5 separate regions of the Homo sapiens genome follow, and all the other regions are linked to region 2. Evidence: chromatin contacts called from ENCODE Hi-C or POLR2A ChIA-PET data. All regions are on one chromosome and are shown on one strand. Each heading gives the region's core, a stretch centred on a gene start or an enhancer-like site at or near the end of the contact. The rest is flanking DNA. Distances are from core to core; before and after follow the strand shown.

Evidence for each region. A loop is a pair of places that touch in the nucleus more often than their neighbours do. ChIA-PET counts read pairs that join two places held with the same protein, here RNA polymerase II (POLR2A). Pooled maps may share reads with other maps.
Region 1: a loop to region 2 is called in a map of naive thymus-derived CD4-positive, alpha-beta T cell, with 9 times the contacts of the local background. The contact joins the promoter of CRPPA here to the promoter of SP4 in region 2. A Hi-C loop is called at or near these places in 1 of 168 maps with a recorded cell type or tissue (naive thymus-derived CD4-positive, alpha-beta T cell) and 9 of 50 pooled maps. POLR2A ChIA-PET finds 5 or more read pairs at or near these places in 1 of 52 experiments (CD4-positive, alpha-beta T cell).
Region 3: a map of B cell shows a loop between it and region 2 (23-fold over the local background). The contact joins the promoter of SKAP2 here to the promoter of SP4 in region 2. A Hi-C loop is called at or near these places in 1 of 168 maps with a recorded cell type or tissue (B cell), 2 of 37 single-sample maps with no recorded cell type and 11 of 50 pooled maps. POLR2A ChIA-PET finds 5 or more read pairs at or near these places in 1 of 52 experiments (AG04450).
Region 4: a map of CD4-positive, alpha-beta T cell shows a loop between it and region 2 (7-fold over the local background). The contact joins the promoter of HIBADH here to the promoter of SP4 in region 2. A Hi-C loop is called at or near these places in 3 of 168 maps with a recorded cell type or tissue (CD4-positive, alpha-beta T cell, CD4-positive, alpha-beta memory T cell and naive thymus-derived CD4-positive, alpha-beta T cell), 1 of 37 single-sample maps with no recorded cell type and 13 of 50 pooled maps.
Region 5: a map of naive thymus-derived CD4-positive, alpha-beta T cell shows a loop between it and region 2 (22-fold over the local background). The contact joins the promoter of GARS1 here to the promoter of SP4 in region 2. A Hi-C loop is called at or near these places in 1 of 168 maps with a recorded cell type or tissue (naive thymus-derived CD4-positive, alpha-beta T cell) and 4 of 50 pooled maps. POLR2A ChIA-PET finds 5 or more read pairs at or near these places in 1 of 52 experiments (A673).

What each region holds. Positions count from the first base shown.
Region 1 is chr7:16,420,288-16,423,321 of GRCh38, reverse strand. It overlaps CRPPA (CDP-L-ribitol pyrophosphorylase A), which reads left to right and starts at 1,784. Exons shown (of 10, transcript NM_001101426.4): 1 at 1,784-2,256. The coding sequence starts at 2,000. LOC105375168 (a long non-coding RNA gene) reads right to left here and starts at 2,636. Exons shown (of 5, transcript XR_007060223.1): 1 at 2,340-2,636; 2 at 285-342. RefSeq lists silencers at 1,974-2,113, 2,134-2,193.
Region 2 is chr7:21,426,780-21,429,924 of GRCh38, reverse strand. SP4 (Sp4 transcription factor) reads right to left here and starts at 1,842. Exons shown (of 6, transcript NM_003112.5): 1 at 1,667-1,842; 2 at 1,133-1,248; 3 at 1-636. The coding sequence starts at 1,673. RefSeq lists silencers at 1,549-2,138, 2,519-2,908.
Region 3 is chr7:26,863,217-26,866,435 of GRCh38, reverse strand. It overlaps SKAP2 (src kinase associated phosphoprotein 2), which reads left to right and starts at 1,846. Exons shown (of 13, transcript NM_003930.5): 1 at 1,846-2,073. The coding sequence starts at 2,007. RefSeq lists an enhancer at 1,279-1,608.
Region 4 is chr7:27,660,995-27,664,215 of GRCh38, reverse strand. It overlaps HIBADH (3-hydroxyisobutyrate dehydrogenase), which reads left to right and starts at 1,333. Exons shown (of 8, transcript NM_152740.4): 1 at 1,333-1,518. The coding sequence starts at 1,428. All of the region lies in intron 2 of LOC105375211 (a long non-coding RNA gene), which reads right to left. RefSeq lists a silencer at 1,144-1,563 and an enhancer at 779-1,596.
Region 5 is chr7:30,593,175-30,596,136 of GRCh38, reverse strand. It overlaps GARS1 (glycyl-tRNA synthetase 1), which reads right to left and starts at 1,259. Exons shown (of 17, transcript NM_002047.4): 1 at 994-1,259. The coding sequence starts at 1,215. RefSeq lists a silencer at 1-67 and enhancers at 1-576, 577-1,190, 1,211-1,560, 1,191-1,804.

The DNA.
Region 1 (3,034 bases), core at 535-3,034, 5.0 Mb after region 2:
TTTAGGCCTGATATAAGCTGTTTGAAACCCAGTTGTATCACGTCACCTGTGGCCTACTTAAAACTTCCCCTCCCTGTGATATAGAACACTTATTCCTCATTCCATGACCAAAAACCCAACAGCTGCTAACCATGATAAAACCCAATGGTCAACACCAGAGTCAAGTTCTCCCTTTGCTGGTGTTTTCTTTAAACTAGTCAATCCACAACCCCCTCTGGAAAGCCTAAGGGATAAAGCCTTTGGACCTTAACACAGCCCCACAGGTCCTCTCTCTTGCACCCCACCTGCTGGTTGGGAGTCCTGTTATCTCCAGACTTCCATCAGGCTTATTCTCTGGTGAATCTGTAAGTAATAAAATGCGCCTGTTATTTCACATGTTTTGTGTGCTGCCTCCTCTGGCGTCTCACCTGCACACCAGAACCTAGCTTTCCTCTCTGGGCCAGGGCTCTCCTGAAGAGTGGCTGTTCTGGCTTATGGCCACTCGTAAGAGAGAGACCTCGAGATCAAATTAGAAAGGAACGATAGCAATAAAAATTACAAGGAAGTATATTATGGCACCCACTTTTCAGTTAAGAAACCAACTAGCACAGGACCTAAATGCTAATTATAATAAAAGTAACAAAAGTGAAAGAATGCCTTCAATAAGACTAAACAAAAAGGAAAAGCAGAAAACATATTTTTATATGCTCTCAAGAAAACAGGTAAAAATAAAAATTGTAATACTACAACTAGATAACATTTCCAGTGTTTAAAAAGATTATTTTTTATTAATCATAAGCCACTGGATTAAGACTGAATTACTGATGATTATACACTTTAATGATCATTAATCTATTTAATCAGCAATTCATTCAATACATATTAAGCTTGTGTTACATTCCAGGAGCTGGGCACACACACACAACCCAAGCCAAAAGAAAAATGTTGCTGCTTGCATGGAGTTTACATTCCAGGGACCTAATACAATAGTGCTCTCCTCCAAATTCTCACTATACTTTCATGGTAAACCTCACCAGCAACAAGAGTACTAAATAAGGTAAGATATGCTTTAGGCCTGGAATTCTTCAACTTTGGCCTACTTCTGTATGAGGGCCTTAAGGCTCCTCTGCCATTAGTTGTGCAATCTTACATAAATTAACCATTTTAACGTCTTTTCCCCTTTGTAAAAAGGGAAATGGCAATAGTTGAGTTCTTCTGGGGACTAAATGACATAAGGTGTATCGATTGTTCAGCAATTAGTATTGCTTTGACCCTATGGTTCCAAAACATGCCTGCTCATCAGAATCACCCGAGGATCTTTAAAAACATTCCAAAGTCCGGTGCTCACCAGACCAATTAAATCCCAATCTCTGAGCGTGTCAGGACACGCTCCCCAGGTGGTTCCAAAGTGCAGACAAGTTTGAGAGCCACCACAGTTTGGATTATTGATGTGCCACAATAACACTTGCTAATCCATCTGTCTTTACCCCAGGTGGAACCAGGAAGCCTCCAGAGCTTAATGGAATTCAGATAATCGAGGTGCATACGCACCCTACGTCCCATCCTGTGACTTGAATCCCAATCTCTTCCGAAATTTTAAAGCAGGGAGGGATGGGACAGAGGCCTGACCTCTCCTGCATACTCATGGCCCTTGAGTATCTGCGATCTTTAGATATGTAGGGCGTTCTGACATTTCCACTTGCGGCGACAGCTGGGCCTGCCCGGGGGAAGCGCAGAGCGGGCAAGTCAGCCCTCCCGCAGGCGCTGGGACCGGGTGCGGAGGCCGCAGCCGAGCCGCGAGGGCAGATCGGCAGCCTCAGCTGCTGCCGTAGCTGTCGGGATCGTCCCCTGCGGGGCAGCAACAGCGGGGCTCCGACGGCTGAGGGGGGCGCCTTCTGCTTGCGCGCTCTGCGTCCCTCTCCGTGGTCTGCCCTTCGCCCCGCGACCCCGGCCGAGGGTGGGAGCAGCGCGGGGTCGCATCGGCCCGAGGCTAGCGGGGCTCGCCGTTCCGCCCGCAGCCATGGAGGCCGGGCCGCCGGGCAGCGCCAGGCCGGCGGAGCCGGGTCCTTGCCTGAGTGGTCAGCGCGGCGCGGACCACACGGCTTCCGCCTCCCTGCAGAGCGTGGCCGGGACCGAGCCCGGGCGCCACCCGCAAGCCGTGGCAGCTGTGTTGCCTGCCGGGGGGTGCGGGGAGAGGATGGGGGTCCCCACCCCGAAGCAATTCTGCCCCATCCTGGAGAGGCCGCTCATCAGCTACACCCTACAGGCCCTGGAGAGGTAATGCGGCGCCGGGCGCGCCCCGCGGTTCCCTGGGGCCCGGCCTCCCGCTCCCCGCCCTGCCGCTGCTCTAGCGCTAGCACCTTCACTTGGGGGACTGCCGGGCCGCGCTCAGTTATTCAAGCTTGAGCTCTGTTCCCTCCCGCATTTCAGAGATGGGAAGTTCTGGCCTTTAACAGATGGGCACGAAAGCTGCAGCTCCCCCACAGAGCCCTTTACGTCCCCAAGCAGATGAGGTTGTGGGGAAGGCCCGTCGTGTGGCGCCGATTAGAGAGTGCATGGGTTGGGACTAGGCGATTTGGGGTTCTAGCTGTGGGGCCTGAGGAGAAGCTGTGCGGATAGTCTCGCGGTCCTGGGGCTCTGCCTCCGCGCATGCGTGGATTGAGTTGTACGTGCACACTGAAGTTTCCAGGGCGTGTGTTCGTTTTTTTCATTCATTTACTGAGCACCTTCTGTGAGACAGGCTGCGCTAATTACTAGGTGCTGCAGGAGGGGAGAGGAGCAGAATTTAATAACCTTTCAATGGTGGAAAGGGCTTTAAGCCTGAATTTGAGGTCATACCCCCTTTATCTTAGAAAGGGCACTGAAGTTAACTAGTTGGGGAAATGAAGGAGACAGGGAATGGGATAAGGAGGACTAGGGGAACAGTCGTGAGGAGCTGAGGAAGTGAAATGAAGGGGTATGTTATAATATTAACTTACTTTGCTTTTAGCACTGAGTAATGAGGTGGAGCTTGGGGCGAGGGTGCAGGGGTGGGAAGCAGCGGCATTACAAATAT
Region 2 (3,145 bases), core at 593-3,092:
AACTTGAGCCTGAGTACCAGGAAGAGTCTGTAACTGCAGTGGTATTGAAACACCAGGTCTAATTTGGACCGGAACTGTCTGATTTGCCAGGTTTTGAGCAAGAATATTCCCAGAAGCTGTCCTGTTAGCAGCTGTGAGTATAGCTTGATTATTACCTGCAGAAATGAGCTGAATTTGACCCTGCAAATCCTGTAGAGATGAACTACTAGTTGGATTGATTTGAATTTGTTGACCTTCCACTGTCTGAAGTTGTGGAATTACTTGGTACTGTACACTACCACTTGGATTTTGTACTTGTATGACTTGAAATTGACCAGGGGTGGAAGAATTACCTGATTTAGTTTTTGTAGGAGATGCACTCCCGTTATTACTGCTGGAAGAACTAGACGAACTAGAGGCTGGTTGAGAAACGTTATTCTCTTTTGAAGCAGGAGGAGTGGAGGCAACAAGTTGCCAAGCGTTTCCAGCAAGTTGCGTTGTTACCAGTTCTAGCTGTTGTGGTTGATTTTGAAGTTGCACCAATCCTTGACTTGGATCTATAATAATTTGTTGTTGTCCAGTTGCTTGATTTTCACCAGGAGTCCCTATTTTGCTGCAAGTAGCTGCCAGTAAAGCCAGAGGAGAGGGCTGAGAGTCCTACCCAAAATGGGACGGTAAAGGAGAGGGGGGGGGGAAAAAAAGTGGGCGGATTTAGTGGAGGCCAGTAGTTGCCAGGGGGTTACTTATTTTGACAGCTCTACATAACAATTTAGGAAGCAGCAGAAATCAAAAAGAAATACGAACAAAAGTAGATAAGAACTATATGAATAAGGAAGCAAGTCCTATAATATCAAGTTTAAATAAAAGGAAATTTCTTTACAACTTTGTAAAGTGTTATGTTCCTAAACTCAAAATGCCCTTGGGAACACACACACCGTTTTCTTATAGTCTGAATTCCTGATGTAATTTTAAACAGCGTTATACCCTCAAAGAGGTGAAAACTTGATGAATTTACAATTTAAGTTCCACACTCTCAGAAAGATGCTTTGAGTGGATAAACATTTTATTCTGTTACTTCTGGACATTCAAAGGGCATAACTCCCTCTCTCTCCTAATGTGTCGTGATGAATTTTTTTAATTTGTTTGCTTTTACCTGGGAGCCTGAGGTTTTGGGTTTTTTATTGTTATTCTCTGGCTCAGAGGTTTTCCCTCCTTCTGTAGCCATCGCCGCTGCCGCTGCCGCCTCCTCCTCCTCCTCCTTCTTCTGATCTGCAACAAACCCCCCCACCACACACACACGACAACAGGTTATTAGGATTATTATTATTCGTCTTCTTCCTCTCCTCTTCTCCCCCCTCCCCCCGAACATTAATCTCCATAAACCCGCGATCCACGCACACCGGCAGGGGGTGGGGGAGAAGGAGGGAAGGGAGGAGGGGGATATCACAAAACGTGGTTTGAAACCCGACCCATCGGCTCCAGAGCAACACCCAGAAGGAGGTTGTTCTCTCTCAGACATTAAGACAAAACACAACCCTCCTTCCCTCCCCGATTCCCTCCCGCCCTCTCCTCCTCCCCTTAAAGCATCTCAGCGGCCCCGGGGGAGGGGGGAGAACCGAGCAGGGTCTGGGGAGGGAGGGAGAGAGGGAGGCGGCGAAGGAGACTGAGGGGGGTGGAGAATACGTACCGCTCATCCCGCATTAACAGGACAAACCCTCAGACGGAGACACTGGGATAGAGGTGGGTGGGGGTGGGGGCGAGGCGGGAGGAGAGGCCGGTCCCGCCCGCCCGCGGTGGCTCGGAGGAGGCTGTAGCTGGCACAGGCTCTGCCTCTTTTTCCGCGAATGGCCGCCGCTGGGCTGTGGCGTAGCAGCTCCTCTCTCCGCCCGAGCCCGGCTGACTCGCCCTTGATTGACAGCGGCGGCGCGCGGCGCGGGCGGCGGCGCGGGTCGGGGGCGGGGCCAGGGCGGTGCGAGCCTGGCCGACTCCCCACCCCCCTCGGCCTCTCTCCGCCGGAGCCTCCGACTCTCCACCCCTTCCCCCAGCGGATTGGCCGCCGACCTGCCGGGGGCCGGGGCGCTGGGGCCGCCTCCTCTCCACCCCCTTTCTCGGGGTTATTCCTTTAGCAGCTCTTCTCCTCCTCCCTGGCTCCTCTGGCGCTCTTTCTCTCGGCGTTCTAGCTCAGGAGCGCTGCCGGTAGGCCCTCCATACAGCCAAACTTGTTGTCTCAGGATATCCCGCCCCCTACTCATTTCCCAGCGCCCTCCACTCAAAAACCCCCTCCAGCAATCCCTCCAATTGCCACTAAAGAAAAAAGTAGGGCCCTTGATCCAGGCAAGCGAGAGCGGCGGACGTGGGCGCGCGCGGACCACCAACAGGTCGGCGCGCTGGGTGAACTGCCCGCTGCCCCCGCGCAGGGAGCATGGCTTTCCTGAGGCGCATCCGGACCCGGGCGCCCTTTTTCCCTGGCTCTGTCTCCATTGGCTGAGCCCAGGGTGACGCGCGCTGAGTGGTGGGAGAAAGGGGGTGGGGCACTACCGCGAAGGCTGTCGGTACTCGTAGTTTCCGGCGGTCGCGGTGCCTTCTTCGAGGCACCGCCTCTCTCCCGCCCCCGACCGAGGCCTGGCTGCCGAGCGGAAAGCTGCCCGAGGGGGCGGTGGCGGCAGGGCGTGGCCGGGGCCGAGTGGGAGTTGAACTGAGCGAGGAGGAGGGGGAATGGGTGTTGTTTGCCTGGGCCTATCCGCCGCGCGGGGCTGCCCAAACCACCTCTGCCGCCGCCTCCTCGGCTCCAAGCCGCTCCCCGCGGGGCGAGCTCACACCCGGAGCGCTCGGCGATTGAGCGGGCGGCGGCGTGGGGAGGCGGGGTTTGCTGTCCTCGGGGTTTGAATGAACCCGGCTTCTTGAAGCAGCGCCCTCGCCTTGCCTTTCTTTGCTCACCTTCCCCTCAGGCCCCCTGCTTTGAGTCCGAGGCCTGTTTTCTCACGGAGAAGGATCTTCCATTTTTATTTGTTGTCTCTCTGGCTGGCAGCTGGTGCAGAGCAGTGACCCGCCTTCTAAGAAGGGTTGCATCGCGTTTTGCCTAAAAGCCTAAGTGGTTGGCGGAGTTCTAAGCCTTATCTGACAAGAGTCTCCGGGCGAAGAAAAGCCCAGCTCCATAAGGGTCAGC
Region 3 (3,219 bases), core at 597-3,096, 5.4 Mb before region 2:
GATCCGCCCGCCTCATCCTCCCAAAGTGCTAGGATTACAGGCATGAGCCACTGCACCTGGCCTTAGCTAGATCTTTTTGATAACTTGCTGCAGCTGCTTCACCAGCATTTGCTGCTTCACCTTACAATTTTATGCTCTGAAGATGGCTTATTTCCTTAAACATCATGAACCAACCTCTGCTAACTTCCAACTTTTCTTCTGCAGCTTCTTTACCTCTCAGCCTTCGTAGACTTGAAGAGAGTTAGGGCCTTGCACTCGATTAGGCGTTGGCTTAAGGGAATGTTATGTCTGGTTTGATCTTCTATCCAGAACATGAAAACGTTTCTTTACCAGCAATAAGCCTCCTTCGCTTTCTTATCATTCGTGTGTTCACTGGAGTAGCATTTTTACTTTCCTTCAAGGACTTTTCCCTTGCATTCACTACCTGGCTGTTTGGTGCAAGAGCCCTAGCTTTTGGTCTGTCTCGGCTTTCAATATGCCTTCCTCACTAAGCTTAATCATTTCTAGCTTTTGATTTAAAGTAAGCTTTTGATTTAAAGTAAAATGATTCTTTTACTGGAACACTCAGAGGCCATCGTAGGGTTATTAATTGGCTTAATGTCAATATTGTTGTGTCTCAAGGAATGGGGAGGCCCAAGAGAGGGAGAGATATGGAGGAAGGTATAGGGTTGGTAGAGCAGTCAGAACACACACATTTATGGATTACAGTCGCTGTCTTATATGGGTGCTGTTTGTGATGTCCCAAAGTAATTATAATAGTAACTTCAAAGATCACCATAACATATACAATAATAATGAAAAAGTTTGAAATATTGTTAGAATCACCAAAATGTGACAGAGACATGAACTGAGCACATGCTTTTGGAAAAATGGCGCCCACAGATTTGCTTGATGCAGGGTTGCCACAAACCTTCAATTTGTTAAAAAATGCAATATCTGGGAAGCACAAAGATGTATGCCTGTTAAAGGTTTTAAAGAAGCCATTTTTTTTAAAAGAGAAAACTTTTAAGAAGCTTTACAGATAGAAGACAGTAAGTATTTGTTGACTAAATGGTCAAGTTGGAGTGAGCAGATTTTATAATTTTATTCTACTAACCACCACCAGCAATTTTATTTTTGATGCTTGTAGATGGACAGTGGTGCCAATGTCTATTCGGCCTTCTGTTTTTTTGTTTTGTTTTGTTTGTTTTTTCCTGCCAAAGGACGGTGCTTAGAACTTCCCAGTCTTCCTTGTAGTGGGGAAAATCTGTCACCCCAAGGATACGAATTAGGTAGAAAAGTAATGTAAGAGCCAATCACAACGCGCGCTCCGGAGCGGCTCCAGACTGGCTTCGCCCGGACGACTGGCGGAAGACGAGACTTCGTTACCTCCGTTCAATCGGACAAAGAAGGCCATAATAGTTTAGGACAAGAGAAAATTCCTTGTGGGTTAAACTGCGGTGGGACTGACTGTTACGCAGAAGGCGTAATCGCAAAACTTGTATACACTCTGTATCATGGATACATTATTTTCTGGAATCCTGCAGAAACGATCAGCAGTTGTGATGGCACCAGTACCGAAAATGGCTGTAAGGCGCTCCGGACGCTGGATCAGGTGACGCAGCATCAGGTGACGCAGCCTCAGTCCGCCCCCTTCCCACCAGTGGCTCCTCCTCCTGCTTCCCGGCGTAGCGGTGGGCGTGGCTTGCCCACAGGCTCTTTCTTCTGGGGCCGGGAAAACCGAGGAATACACATGCGCAGTTGGACCCCTCAGGCCCTTCGTGTCCCTTCCCACCCATCTCCCCGCCCCGGCCCTCTGGGCGGGGCTGGGCCGACAGTCCAGCTGCAGCTCGCTGGAGATTCAGTGACTTCCTTGTTGTGAGCCCCGGCCCGGCAGTGTCCCGACTCGTAGCCCCGCTGTTCTTAATCCGGGCCGCTAGCCTGAGTCTAGGTCGCAGCCGCAGCCCCACCCCGTCGGTCACCTTTTCAGCGCAGGTCCTTTCCCCGCACGCCCTGCGCTCCCTAACATGCCCAACCCCAGCAGCACCTCCTCTCCCTACCCCCTCCCTGAGGAAATTAGGAACCTGTTGGCAGGTAAAGAGCGGGAAGGCGGCGATAATGCTGTCGGGGCGGGGGCGAGGGAACGGTGAGCCGGTGGGGACAGAAGCATTCAGAGCCCTTATCCTCCCTCCCCGCGCTTCCCACGTCTTCTAGCCAGTGGGGTCGGCACAGGGAGGAGAGGAGAGGGGTTGTTTTGTCTCAGAAAGGGAGTGGACGTGTGTGTTGAAATTTGGTGCGGGGATGGTGGCGAAGCCCTTTTTGGTGATCTACACAAATGGGATCAGGACGTTTCTATGTGCATTGTGAAGACGGTGTGTGTGTGTGTGTGTGTGTGTGTGTGACAGAAGGGCGGGGGAGGAAGAGTGGAAGAGGGAGAGAGAATGATAATGATAATGAATGCTGCGTGAGCAAGCAGAAGGGAGCAGAAGTCAAATAAGTAGTTCTTGGGTGGTCTGGCCAATGGAGGTAGAGGATGTAGAGATGCAAAGAGCTGTCAGAGCCACAGGTGTTAGGGGTTATGGGGTGAAAGAGTTTGTCATTTCTAAAACTCCCGTTTTTCTTAAACATTCAGCTCACTCACGTTTAAGACTTTTGAAGAAGGTCTGGTTCTCAAATGGCCACTTGTCCCCAGCCTCAGTAATATATTAAAGCAAAAAAGGAAGGATATGTTAAAGTTCTACTTCCTGTGTGACACGATGAAAGTACTTCATCTTTGTACCCTTATCTTCCCTTTTTCAGTTTTACATTACCATTTATAGGAACTTATTTTAGGAGCTAAAAACGTGGTTCTTCAGTAGCATTATGAATCCACTACTAGTTCATTAATTTACTGGATACGGAGGTGTGTATGTTCACTAAGAACCAATAATTTATATTTCTGTACAAGGTAGAAAATATATGTTTTTAAGGTAGCACAAATCTTACCTATCTCAATGTTCTGGAATTTCAACCATCATTTATTTTGTCTTGTGTACGTCAGAATTCTGGAAACTGAATTTTGATTTTTAGTTTTAGATGTCTATAAAATATTTATCTCTCAGTATTGCTTATGAATAACTAGATTACAGATTGCTTATTCTAGCTCTTAAAAAGCAATGTCATCTAAAATGTGACATTTGATGACACATTTTATATGTTACTCCTATAGCAATGTGAGTCCAAATCTCCTAATATTCTGTC
Region 4 (3,221 bases), core at 84-2,583, 6.2 Mb before region 2:
CACTCTGTACAAGTTTTTAAGTTTTTGGAAACGTTGCCAGCATGCCCAGAAACATGAAAAGAGCCCAGATGGAAATGATCCAATTCCTTTGCTTTCAACTCCATGGGTTACTGAGTTGAAAAAAAGGTCAAAGTCAAATTTTGTTGATTGTGCTACTTAGATTGGGGTTCGCATTTCCCTAGCTACTCCATACACATTCTCTTTCCTGCTGTATTGCCATTCTCCAAAGGCTATAGTCTTGCTTTGGTGTGGTCATGGCTTCCAACCCTTTGGTGGAGTCAGTGGAGATGAGAAGGCCTGCAATTACCCCCAAGGGGTTTACAGACTCAAATATGTACACTAAGCATTGACAGAAGAATGACTAAATGTCTGTCTCTCTGCACCGCGCAGTGGCTCACGCCTGTAATAACCAGCACTTTGGGAGGCCGAGGCGGGCGGATCACTTGACGCCAGGAGTTTGAGACCAGCCTAGGCAAAATGGCGACACCCCGCCTCTACTCAAAGTGCCAAAAAAATTAGCCGGGTGTGGTGGCGCACGCAGGCCTATAGTCCCACCTCACCTACTCCGGAGGCTGAAGCAGGAGAATCACTTGAACCCGGGAGGCGGAGATTGCAGTGAGCCGAGATCGCGCCACTGCACTCCAGCCTGGGTGACAGAGAGACTCCGTCTCCAAAAAAAAAAAAGGTCTTTCTAATACACATACATATACTACTACTTTCTGGATTTTATATTTAGTTTTGCTTACAAAATGGATTTAGGGTGTAGAATTTTCAAAGATTAGAGAAATATGCCTTGAAATAGAAAGTGCAAGTTTCTAGTAACTCTTCCCTTCAAAGATAATGTTACCAACTTCTTTTCCTACTATTTTTAGTATTGAGAAACTGTTGTGTTAAGTAAAATCAAATGAATTTAAAAGTTATTACACACATGGTAGCTTTCTGAGTGTTTTTCAAGCTGCGAGTCAGTTTTGTCCTTTTTAACACGCAGCGGTTGTGGGGACAAGGTTTCCGAGGAGGCGGGAGCGAGCGACGGCCCCCGCCTCCCACACGCCCTCTGCTTTGGTAAACAAGGAGACTCCCGCCCGCAGGCTGTAAATGAGGCACGAGCTTGGGGGCAGCGCCAGGGCGCCTGGCGTCACTGTTCAAAAAGGCCTCTTATTGGTCCTTCGCACAGCTGCGGACCTGGGAATTCTGATTGGTCTGCTTCCCTGTCCGTAAAGGGATTGACAGGCCCTGCCGCGTCAGGCCGCTCCTCTCGGCTCCGCGCTCCTTCCCTCGCGCGTGGGCACCCGCCCCCGAGCGGTGAGAGCGCGTGCGCGCGCGCCCTTCTCCGTGGGCGAGCCAGCCAGTCCCGCTGCACACGCTCGCAGTCTGTGGGCCCTCCGGGAGGCGGCGGAGGTCACCGCGGGGAGAGGGGCGGGCGCAGCATGGCAGCCTCCTTACGGCTCCTCGGAGCTGCCTCCGGTCTCCGGTACTGGAGCCGGCGGCTGCGGCCGGCAGCCGGCAGCTTTGCAGCGGGTAAGGACCTCACGCCTCCTCCCCCTTGTCCTTCTTTCGGCCGCTCGCTTCTTCTGTCCAGACGGCCGAAGAAGTCTTTTCTCGGGAGGCCCTGCGGTTGGGCTGGGGCTTAAAAAACAATATTTTGGCTGGTACTAAAGGCCTGTCCTTTTCTGCGGCCGCCACTCACTCCGCGAGTACCCCCCTCTGCCTTCCCTCCCTTTCTCCCGGGCTCCTGATGAACGGGTTCAGCGCCCTTTTCGGGATTTAGGAAGAGGTGGGGAAGAGCTTGGGCTGAAGAGAAGAGAGTATTTGGGACCCCGGCATGCTGCTTTGGAGTTAGGACTCCGAGGACGTTTGGAGCGCCCAACTCCAGGAGCAACCCGCACTCACCCCAGCGACCCCTGGTCTTTCAGCGCCCCCAGGGTGCACCTTGGGTTGGGGACACACTTGGGCAGCAGGGCCTGATGTTTAACCACCTGAGTCCGAGGGGATGGCCTTATTACACAAGCGGTGGCTGTACAAGCCAGGCAGTAAGTCTTTCAGCAAAGTTTCAGTCACCCTTGACCAGCAAGACGGGCTTCCCCCCTCTACTGTAACCTAAAAAAATGTCATTTTTGTCAAATTATGAACCAAAACACGTTCAGCGTCCTCAAGATTGTGGGCAGAATTAATCCTGCCTCCCTCCTCTCATACCATGGTAAATTGTGGAAGCTAGCCATGAACTTACAAAGAGGCAGTTTTTAGAGCCAGGATGAAGATCCACGGAGATCTAATACAGTCTTTCATACTCCGCACGAGGGACATGAGGCCCCTTGGATGAGTGAATCAGGATATTCCCAGCAAGACCTAGAAAGTTGTTATCAGTTGTTCCTAATTCCTTAACTTTCTATCACACCAGGACTCCTCTTTAATTGAAAAATTGGTTGATTTGTGGGGGCACTGCCGTTGTCTTCCTCAAACTGAAAGTTTGAGAGTTGTAACAATGCATCGTTTAGCAAGATCATACTGAGGATTAATAACAAAAAAAACCTTGGCATTAATTTTTTCTAATCTTTGCTTAAAAAAAAAATAGTGGGTTAGGATTTGAGCCCCTTGGCCCCCCGCCCTTTTTTTTTTTTTTTTTTTTTTTTGAGACAGGGTCTCTGTCGCCCAGGCTGGAGTGCAGTGGCCCAGTCACACTGCTCACTGCAGTCTCGACCTCCTGGGCTCAGGTGATCCTCCCACCTCAGCCTCCCGAGTAGCTGGGATTACAGGCATGTGCCACCACGCCCGTCCAATTTTTGTATTTTTAGTAGGGACGGAGTTTCGCCATGTTGCCCAGGCTGGTCTTGAACTCCTGCGCTCAAGTGATCCTCCCAAAGCGTTGGGATTATAGGCATGAACCACTGTGGCTGGCCAGGAATTGTAAGAACTTTCTCTTACAATTCTTAACAGCTTCCCATTCTCCCCCTCAGTGAAACCTCTGAATTTCCTTTCTGGCTGGAGAAGAACAGAGGCTCGGTGAGATGCAAGAGACCAGATGTCTGATACAGAACCACAGTAACAAGATAAAAACTCAGAATATGCCAAACTTGAATGTAACCACTGTTTGAGCTTCATATATTGAGCTACAAAAATGCTTCCGACTTTTGAGATAACCCTAAAAGAATAGACACTTTTCCACAGTAGCACCAGTTTTCACATGAATTCACAATTCTTTCAGTTCCCATTAGCCAAGGAAG
Region 5 (2,962 bases), core at 10-2,509, 9.2 Mb before region 2:
GAGAAACCCGTTTGGTGTTTACTACTAAGTCATGATCTCCGGGGTCCTACTGCAAGCTCTGGCTCTCCCTAATTGCATATGGGAATCATCTGAAATAATCTTTTCCTTGATATCTCTAAATTCTAAACTCTATGGCAGTGCCCTAGGAAAAGGAGGTCTATATTAAATCACCAAGTCCTTCAGCCCATGAAACCTTCCCTCACCTTCGGGAAAATCAAATGTCAAAATATTCCATACTAAGGATGGCTGACTTCACTCCGCAACACTTAGTTTCCCAGGTTTACGATCTGAGGGCTCACTGGTTCCAAACGGCCTTTTCAGAAGCCAGAAAAGATGACAAGAGCAAAGGATGATGAGTTCACAGCATTAATAGAAAAGTTCGACACCTCCCCACATCCACATTTCAATTCTATTTTCTCAGCCAATCATTCCGCTAAACTAAGCACTGAATGAAGGAAGATGTTAAGGGGGAAACACTATCAAAGCATCCTAAAGATTAAAGGGCCTGGCCGTAAGACGAAAGAACCGGCAGTTTTTCGGCTCATCATTGACCACTGAAAGAATTAGGAGGCTTTCCACCCAGGGTGCACAAAGAGTACAGCAGAGCCTGGAAAACTGAAGTTAAGGTTATTCAGTTAGGAGGCGAGGACAACCAAAGGGTCACAGATCCCAGCCCCACTGGAAATAGAGGAGACGCGGGCTGTGACAGAATGGGGAAGGGAGAACGGAGCCGGAGAGGGACGCAGGAAGTCGGAGGGGTTCCAGGGAGTCATCCAAAAAGAGAGGAGGACGGAGGTCCGCGGGAGAGGAGGTGGCTGACGCACGGGGGACTTGGGACCAAAGTGGGGGAGGCGAAGAAGACGCCAGAGGATGAAGGGAAAGAAAGGGGTAACCGAAGAGGAGGACAGTTCCCCGGGGAGGAGGGAAGGATGACCAGAAGAAGGCCCTGGGAGGAGAGCCGGAGGCTTAGCGGAGAGCGCAAAACACCGGTACCTGCTGGCGCACTGCTAGCCTCAGAGGTGCCAGCACCTCCTCAGCCCCCGCGCCGTCCATGCTGCTCCGGGAGGCGGCGGCGGGCAAGGAGATCGGGGGGCAGGAGGCCGCGCTGAGGGACCGGCGGAGCAGGAGCGAGGGTCGGGCTAAGAGCCGGGGCGGCAGCAGCAGCAGCAGAGCGGCGCGAGCACCTCTAAGCAGCACTGGACGCGGAGAGGGCATGAGCCTGCGGCCCTGGGCTGTCCAGAGAGGGTGGCGACGGAAGCGGCGCGCGCCGCCCGGCTCGGAGCATGATGAAATCGCCGCGTAAACGACGCGGCGCGCGTGCTGCCGCACATTCACCACCGCGTGACGCGGCGCCGGGTCGCCGCCGCAGATTCGACACAAAACCCGGAAGGACCCCGCCGAAGGTTTTCTCCGGTTCGGGAGAGAGGTAGGTAGGGTTGCGAGCGAACAGATTTGCACAGAAGTGCGTCAAGCCACCCCAGCAGGGTGGATGTTCAGGGACACAGCTCTGAGCGAGACCTGCAGGCCGAGACACACGAGAACCTTCAAAGCATAGGTTTTTATACGAGTGACACCCCGGCCGACCTACTTGAACGGACACTTCTGTTTCTGTTCTTTCGCGCCCTGCGCCTTAAAAGGGTCGCAAAACATCAAATCAGATAGGGATCTTAGACTTCTGTTGCTCAAGTGCAGATGTTCCCCAGATAAGGAAATAGGCCCAGAGAGGTTAATGATTTGCCCAGAGTCACACATTCTTGGTCCGCCGATGTCAAGACAAAAGCTGGCGAACGGGGGAGGAGGAGTGAGGGGATAGAGTCACCCCAGGCTTTCTGGAGAAGGTAAATTCCAATCTGCCCTTGCGGGGCGAGCAGGATTTGAACCGGCAGAGATGAGGAAAGGCAAGAGGTGCCTGATAAGTCTTTCTGCTTGGCATAGCCTCAGTCTATCTGCCTCCTGTGGTTAGGCCCCAGCTGACCAACCACCCAGAGATGGCTTCCCCCCGCCCCACACACCCAGTTCCTCCTGCCCAAAGGGTGGAGGGCCTAGAAAAGCTGGGTTCCCCCTCCAGGAAAGGAAGAGAAAAATGATGTGTTGGTTATAAAAACAGCATTGCGCACACCTGCAAAAATGGCTAAAATGAAAATGATGGAAAATGCCAAGTGACCCTCTGAGACTCCCCTACACTGCTCAGGGGAGTGTTAACTGGTGCAGCCAGCCACTTGGGAGCTCTTCGGCAGTATGCACGTACGTCTCCCTGTGACCCACAATCCCACCCCAGGAGTGTGCAGGAGTAGACGGGCTCAGTATAATGAAGTCTCCTTTCCTAATGGTGTGAAAGTCCATGTTATTTCTCTTCCCGTTCCAGTGTGCAGTTCTGGAGAAGTACTTACAATTCAACATGAGCAGGGTGGGTTGCTTAAGAACCTTCTGCAATATTGAACAATTATATTTTTAAACACTTTTATTTCAAGATTTGATATTAATTATAATTTATTTGGCTTTTATTTTACTAGGCAATTTTGAATTTATTTTAATATCTTTAAATGTGAAAAATCATTTTAAGTTTTACTTTTATTTTTATTTAGATTTTTATTAAAATGTTGAAATTCTATATCCTTTGAATAAAACTATTTTATTTCTAAAAAATTCCTTAGATCAATAATGTCTCATCCATTTTCATGTTAGGACAGTCCTGAAAGGACTCCAAATCCGTTCTTCCCTCCTCCCCGACCAATTCATCCTCCCCACTGCTGCTTCAGTCATTCTTTCTTTCTTTTTTCTTTTTCTTTTTTTTTCCAGACGGAGTCTCGCTCTTTCACCCAGGCTGGAGTGCAGTGGCGTGATCTTGGCTCACTGCAACCTCCGCCTCCCGGGTTCAGGCGATTCTCCTGCCTCAGCCTCCTGAGTAGCTGGGATTACAGGCGTGCGCCACCACACCCAGCTAATTTTTTTATTTTTAGTA